Regions from separate parts of the Homo sapiens genome. Here region 1 is linked to region 2. The links are chromatin contacts, found by Hi-C or POLR2A ChIA-PET in ENCODE. All regions are on one chromosome and are shown on one strand. Each heading gives the region's core, a stretch centred on a gene start or an enhancer-like site at or near the end of the contact. The rest is flanking DNA. Distances are from core to core; before and after follow the strand shown. Region 1 holds the start of SVOP (SV2 related protein). Region 2 overlaps SSH1 (slingshot protein phosphatase 1).

Evidence for each region. Hi-C counts contacts between places; a loop is a spot of excess contacts on that map. ChIA-PET counts read pairs that join two places held with the same protein, here RNA polymerase II (POLR2A).
Region 1: a loop to region 2 is called in a map of dorsolateral prefrontal cortex, with 1.8 times the contacts of the local background. The contact joins the promoter of SVOP here to the enhancer-like site in region 2. A Hi-C loop is called at or near these places in 1 of 168 maps with a recorded cell type or tissue (dorsolateral prefrontal cortex). POLR2A ChIA-PET finds 5 or more read pairs at or near these places in 3 of 52 experiments (AG04450, Caco-2 and PC-9).

Annotation. Positions count from the first base shown.
Region 1 is chr12:109,019,371-109,023,015 of GRCh38, forward strand. SVOP (SV2 related protein) reads right to left here and starts at 1,698. Exons shown (of 16, transcript NM_018711.5): 1 at 1,464-1,698. The coding sequence starts at 1,498.
Region 2 is chr12:108,848,862-108,852,211 of GRCh38, forward strand. The region is part of intron 2 of SSH1 (slingshot protein phosphatase 1); the gene reads right to left. Among named protein-coding and RNA genes, the nearest start is that of SSH1, 7.0 kb to the right of the region's middle. RefSeq lists silencers at 1,929-1,978, 2,019-2,068, 2,079-2,148. Within about 2 kb of position 2,075, at least 21 of the 41 ENCODE cell types and tissues checked have a DNase peak (open chromatin) inside an H3K27ac peak, as active enhancers do; they include dorsolateral prefrontal cortex, where a contact is called at or near this core.

The DNA of each region.
Region 1 (3,645 bases), core at 448-2,947, 170 kb after region 2:
AGTTCATATACACATGAATCTTTGAAAAGTTCACATCCTCTGACATTATTGAAAAATTTATCCCAGGAAAACCACAGTTCCAATATGTAGTCTAATTCTGAGTACCAAAGTTCACATTTCTGATATTAAATTATTTTTTATTGGGGGTAATCATTTTATTTTTGAACATGATATTTATTCTCAATAAAAGTTGTATGTTTTCCTTGGGAAATTTGTAATCAGACCTTTACATTTTTATGTACTGTTATATCTACGTCTGGATATTATTACTGAACATCCTCTAGCATTTGTGAAATAATGCTGTATTACATAATCAGATATACTATTTGTGGATCAATTAGTAAAACTTTAAAGCAAATTTTAAATTAATTAAAAATTTTGGTGAAAACTAATTTTACTCTGATTGAAAAGTAAACATTACAATCCCCTTCAGTACTCACAGCCTCAGAGAACTGTATCAGTCACACTAAAAGTCACTTGGGAGAATTCCTCAGTAGATTATAGAAAAAAATAATCCACCATTTTTAAAATCAAGAAAATACACACACACTAACTATAATTTATCCTTTCTAACAATCCCAAAGGGAATCTACTCTTACCACTCAAATGGCTAGTGCTTCTAAAAATTAAAACAACCCCTGCCCCACCAATGTTCTTTTTAATGCCCCCTCTCATACTCTTGGAATTTACTTAACAAATCACTATCTGCTTGTGGTAGGAAAAATCTGTAAGCCCCTCTACAAGGCCCCTGTCCTTTCGGTTGCTTGATATTTCCCCCAGATTCTCAGAGCAAATTTGGTTTTTCTTAAAAATCGCCATCCTCAAAGCAGTATATTCCTGATGTTCCGACAGTGAGTCTCACTCTAGCTAGCTGCTACAAAAACCTTTCATTCAGAAGAAGGCAAGAGGTTTCACCGACCGTGCACAGCCCTCTCATTCACACACTTCATAAACAACAGGACTTTGCCCAACCCTCTCCTCTAGGAAGGCATCCCAGTTTTTTTTATCAACCAGTTTGCAGCATCAGTATCATTCCCTTCCAAAAGACCTTGCAGAAAAATTATGGATTTCACAGCATAGGATTAGGGCTGGAAAGGACCGATGTCATTGCATAGACTCACCAATTCTGTCCACATTTCAAAACAGCAGCTAATGCTTTCTTAAAGCTCACATCTGAAAATCCTTTTAGGATTGAGAGCAATTAAAAGGGGAATCATAACCCCCGTGGTTCCCCCATAAGGTCCTGACAGATCTGATAAATGGAACTGAGTCAGAGATACAGAGGCTGGGCTGCTGGGGAAAGAAAATGGCTTGTCTCCTCCAGGCCCTAATTCCTTCCTCTGAAACAGTTCCCTTTAAATTCAAGAAACCATGCAGAGATGTACCCCCCCCCACCCCCCTTGCAGGTTTTCGTTTTTTAAAAGAAAGCCTGTCTGCCTCTTGCTCGCCCCCATGATACTCACGGCAGCTGCCTTAGCTGGAATAAGTCCTCCTCCATGTCCGCGCTGCGCCAGGATGAGCCCTTCTCATGGCCCTTACATGGTAGTGGTGGATGACGAGCCCTCCGGTTTTCAGCACCGGGAAGCTGGACAGCACCCGCGCCGCTTCCTCCCTGGAGCAGCAGCTGTTCGGGGAGGGAGCCGCTGGGGACCAGCCCACGAGACAAAGCCTCCGCCGCCAGGAGACCGCGGCGAGAGTGGGCGGAGAAGAGGAGGCGGAGGGCAGAGCGAGCTGCGCGGGGAGAGGGGGCAGGGAGAGCCCTTCTGCTTGGAAGAGTTCACAGGCTCTCTGGCTGATGGTGTATCACTGGGATGCCTATAGGGCACACCAGTCTGTGAAATGGTTGTCCGGGTACCAGTGAGCACCCTTTGATTGACGATGCGTGTCTAAATGTTTATTTGCGTGGATTCATTAATGTTATCCGTATAACACTCTTGAAACCCAGGCTGCTGTAACAAATACAGGCATGCATTTAAGTACGGTTTACTGAGCACCTATGTGCCAGGCACTGTAATAGGCACTGGGGGTATGACAGAACAAATTCGACCTGTCATTGTCATCGTGGAGCTAAGGGTCTAGTGAAATGAATCAAGAAAAGAAAAATGTAAATTAGGTATGAGAAGGCCAAAGATCACTCATTCTTTCAACAAGCGTTATTGGGTGAATTCTACAGCCCTGACCCTGGGGAATAAAAACATGAGTAAAATAAAGTCTCTGCCTTCAAGATCCTAGATAGTTTAATGGTTCCCCTAAGCCACCTCTCACTAGAATTTCTGACCCCTTTAGAACTTAAGCTCCATGAGGTTTCACTGATGTGTCCCAAGTACTAGAACAGTGTCTGGCACATAGAAGGTACCCCATAAATATTTGTTGAATAAATGGTTCTCAGTTCAGGCTGCATATAAGAATTGCCTGGCTCCATTTCAAACCAATTGAACTCAACTCTCGGGAGGTGGAGGCCAAGCCTGGGTATTTTTTATTTTTTCAATATTTATTTATTTATTTTTGAGACAAGTTCTTGCTCTGTTGCCCAGGCTGGAGTTGCAGTGGCATGATCATGGCTCATTACAGCCCCAACCACCTGGGCTAAAGCAATCCTCCCACCTCAACCTCCCTAGTAGCTGGGATCACAGGCTCATCCCAGCATACCCAGCTAATTTATTTATTGTAGAGATGGGGTCTTGCTTTGTTGCCCAGGCTGATCTAGAACTCCTGGCCTCAAGCAATCCTCCCATCTCGGCCTCCCAAAATGCTGGGATTATAGATGTGAGCCATTGCGCCCGGCCTCAGGGTATTTTTTAAAAGCTCCCCAGCACCATGAAGTGGAAACCCCTGATCAAGTGTGAACAAATGAAAAGAAAAGCTGGAAAATTATACAACAGAAAACTACTAAGATGATCCATGATGGCAACTGGCAAAAGCTATGAGAATGACCGTTGAATGGACACTTACAAGGAACTAAAGGAAGAAGGAAACATTTTTTTCTTTTTTTCTTTAATTGTTGACAAAGGGTGGGGGAAGTTGGAAGAGGGAACAAGAAAACCAATCTGAGAACTGAAAACAATCTCACATCGAATCCATAAAAGGACTTGAAAATCCAAAATTGAATGTGTGCCAGGCACCCGGATATGTACTTCACCATGGTCCCCTTGATCTTTGCAACAATCCTATGAGCAGGTGTGATTTTTATCCTTATTTTGTAAGATGAGGAAACAAGGCTCAGAGAAGGGTAGATTTGCTTGCACAAGGTCATGAGGACAGGAAAGAGTTGATCTGGACTTAAAACCCCGGCAGTCTATCTCCACAACCTGCGCCCTTAAATGCTAGGCTTTCTCTGAGTGTCTCAAAAGAAACCATCCATTGCGGGTATAGTAGGAGAAATTGGAACTATTGAAACATTGGATAACTTTAAACAAATCTAATGTTGGGAAAACCAATTATACAGTGGTACTCAAGCTCCAATGTATTATTTATCTAGTAAATATTAATGAGCAACAACTATGTGTCTGTCACAATGATAGTTTGAACTTATTCATGGCTCCTTCTCACCTCATACTGGAGTCAATCACAAGTTGTCCCACCCACACTTATTTCTAAAGGAATCTCTCCCCCATCCCTGCTGTGCACTACATTTGGTATCACATG
Region 2 (3,350 bases), core at 825-3,324:
CGGAAGGACTCTCGGTGGTGGTCAGAATGACCCAACATCCCAGGAGGCACCTGCCACCAGTTGGCATGAGTCCTTGGTGCTGGCCCTGGCGCTGCTGCTAATCCACCCCAGTGGACTTAGGCATGCTCCCTCACCTGTATGTCCAAGACAGCTAATTCAACAGTACTACTAACCTGGTCCCCAGAAAGGCGGCAGAGTAGGATCAACTTGGCATTAGAGGTCTCGCTTCAAATACAGGATTTCCCAATTCCAATCTTGGGCCTCAGCCACCAACCGGGAAAACCCCCCTCCAAGGGCTGTTTTGAGAATATGGAAAGCTGCCAAAGCTTTATTTCCCATCCCTTTGTAAGGTCCCCTGCAGCTCCCAACTAGAAGAGAAAGGGACCTTTTATTAGCAAGAAAAGGGCCAGGTGCAGTGACTGTCATCACGCCTGTAATCCCAGCACTTTGGGAGGCTGAGGTGGGAGGATCACTTAAGCCCAAGAGTTTGAGACCAGCCTCAACAACACAGTGTGATCTCATCTCTTCAAAACACATTTAAAAAAATTAGCCAGGTGTGGTGGCGCACGCCTGTAGTCCCAGCTACTTGGGAGGCTGAGGTGGGAAGATAGCTTGGCCCCAGGAGTTCAAGGCTGCAGTGAGCTATGATCACACCATTGCACTCCGGCCTGGACAACAAAGACCCTGTCTCTAAAAAATAAAAATAAAAAGTTTTAATTTTAAAAAAGGTTAAATACTAATGAGAAAGGTCCACATACAAATTTTCATGTCACTGCTATTTATAAGTTCTTATTAACTGAAAACACTATGCTATAAGCTATTAAAGGTAACTAAAAAATAAAAATAGCTCTTTGCCCCAAAGACAGTCTAAGTGACAGAGCTCAGTACTCACTCATCAACAACAGCCCTGAGAGAGACAAGAGATGGAAGAGATTCCAACCCCAAGAAAGGGCTGGAGGGGAGCCAGGGGAGGAGGCATGGGGGAGGGGACCTCCAAGAGGGAGCTAGGGGAGGGCAGATGGGGAGGAGAGCCCAGAAGGGAGCTGGGGGAGGGGAACATGGGGGAGGGGAGCATGGGGGAGGGGAGCTCCAAGGGGGAGCATGGGGGAGGGGAGATGGGGAGGGGAGCTCTAGGAGGGAGCTGGGGGAGGGGAGATGGGGAGGGGAGCTCCAGGAAGGAGCTGGGGGAGGGGAGCATTGGGGAGGGGAGATGGGGGAGGGGAGCTCCAAGAGTGAGCTGGGGGAGGGGAGATGGGGAGGGGAGCTCCAGGAGGGAGCTGGGGGAGGGGAGATGGGGAGGGGAGCTCCAGGAGGGAGCTGGGGGAGGGAAGATGGGGAGGGGAGCTCCAGGAGGGAGCTGGGGGAGGGCAGATGGGGAGGGGAGCTCCAGGAGGGAGCTGGGGGAGGGGAGATGGGGAGGGGAGCTCCAGGAGGGAGCTGGGGGAAAAGGGCTTGGGGAGGGTAGCTCAATGACGGGACGTGGGGATGGGGAGCTAAGGAGGAGATCTGGGAGAGGGGAGCTTGGGGAGGGGAGATGGGGGAGGGGAGATGGGGGAGGAAAGCTGGGGAAGGGGATCTGGGAGAGGGAAGCTTGGGGAGAGGATCTAGGGAGGGGAGCTGGGGGTGGGGAGATGGGGAGGAGAAATGGGAGAGGAGCTTGGGGAGGGGGATCTAGGGAGGAAATCTGGGGCAAGGGAGCTGAGGGAGGGGAACTTGGGGAGGGGATTTAGGGAGGGGAGCTGGGGGAAGGGGAGCTCAGAGAGGGGACTTCAGGGAGGGGAGATGGGAGAGGGGATTGGGGAGGGATGGTTAGGGATGGGATCTAGGGAGGGGATTTGGGGGAGGGAAGCTTGGGGAGGGGATCTGGGGGAGGGGAGTGGGGAAGAGAGATGGGGAGTCGGGGGAGGGGAACCTGGAGGGAGGGATCTGGGGAAGGGGATTTTGGGGAGGAGAACAGGTGGAGAGAGGAGCTGGTGGGGAGGGCAGTTGGGGGCAGGCATCTGGGGGAGATTTGGGGGGAAGGGAGCTGGGCGCCCACAGGAGCCGCTGTGAGGTGGGCAAGCCCCTCTTTCAGTTCCTCCTCGACAGTCAGTCTCCAGACTTCCACTCCACCCCTCCCTGCTTCCACCCAGACAGTCTGATCTGCAACTCGGCCCATGACTGCCCCCATTGGGAATCCAGCTGCTTCTAGCCTGGGAACCCTGACGTGGGCCCTGACCTGACCAATCAAAAACCCCAGGGTGATGGAGCAAATGTGTCCTGTATCTTGAGCATAACATTAAAAGTGAGGACCCAGCAGAAGTCCCCCAGCGAGGACCCAGAAATAAGGAATCTCTTTGATTCTTGCAGGCTAGTGTTTCCCTACCCACATAATCTTTAGAAATCATGTGTGCCGTAATAAAAGTGAGTATTTCCCCTCCCTTCACTCAAGCACACAGAAACATCGGAGAAAAGCTGAGCATATTTCTACCAGTTCTGCATATGAGTTTGACCAGAACACCCTGCTGTCGGTAATGAATGGTTGACCCCAATTTCTGAACACATATTTCCTTTTCCAATTAATTTTCCTTCCCCTCATGAGATAAAACAGACTATTTTTTTTTAAAGAACAATATTCCTGAAAATTTATTTACTTTTTTTAAAACTATGAGGTCAGAGTTTAAGACTGGCTCCTTGGTATGAAGGAATACATGATATTAATATAACAAAGGGCTGAATCTTCCATAAATCAACAAAACACCCAAACAAAGGCAGAACTTAATTTTTGGCAAAGAAAAAACAAAAATGTTTTTGGTGTCCATTAGTGAATACATCAGCTGAGGACTGCCATCTTGGAATCTTTTAAATGAGCAGAGCTAAAGATTTCTCATAAGCACAATTAAAGCACCCTGAATTGATACCTTTAGGGGGTTGAGTATCTGTTTCAAATCAGCAAAGTGCTTACCGCAAAAGGAACACCTTACCAAAAGCAAGATGAAAAAGTGAGGGCAGAGTGTCATGATTATTACTTTTTTTTTTAAGCAGAAGAATAGTCTGCAAGAAAATACATAAAAATGCTCAAGTTAGGCCGGGCACAGTAGCTCATGACTGTAATCCCAGTACTTCAGGAGGCCAAGCAGGAAGATGTCTTGAGGCCAGGAGTCCAAGACCAGCCTGGGCAACACAGCAAGACCTTGTCTCTATTAGAAAATAATAAGTTACCAAAAAATGCTCAAAATGGTAATGTAAGGGTGGTAGAATAATGGCAATTATTTTCCTTCTTTTCCAAGCGTTATATAATATTATTAAAGTGGCTAGACATATGTATGGATTTTAAAGCACTTCAGTTTTATGTGTTTTAGGTATAATTT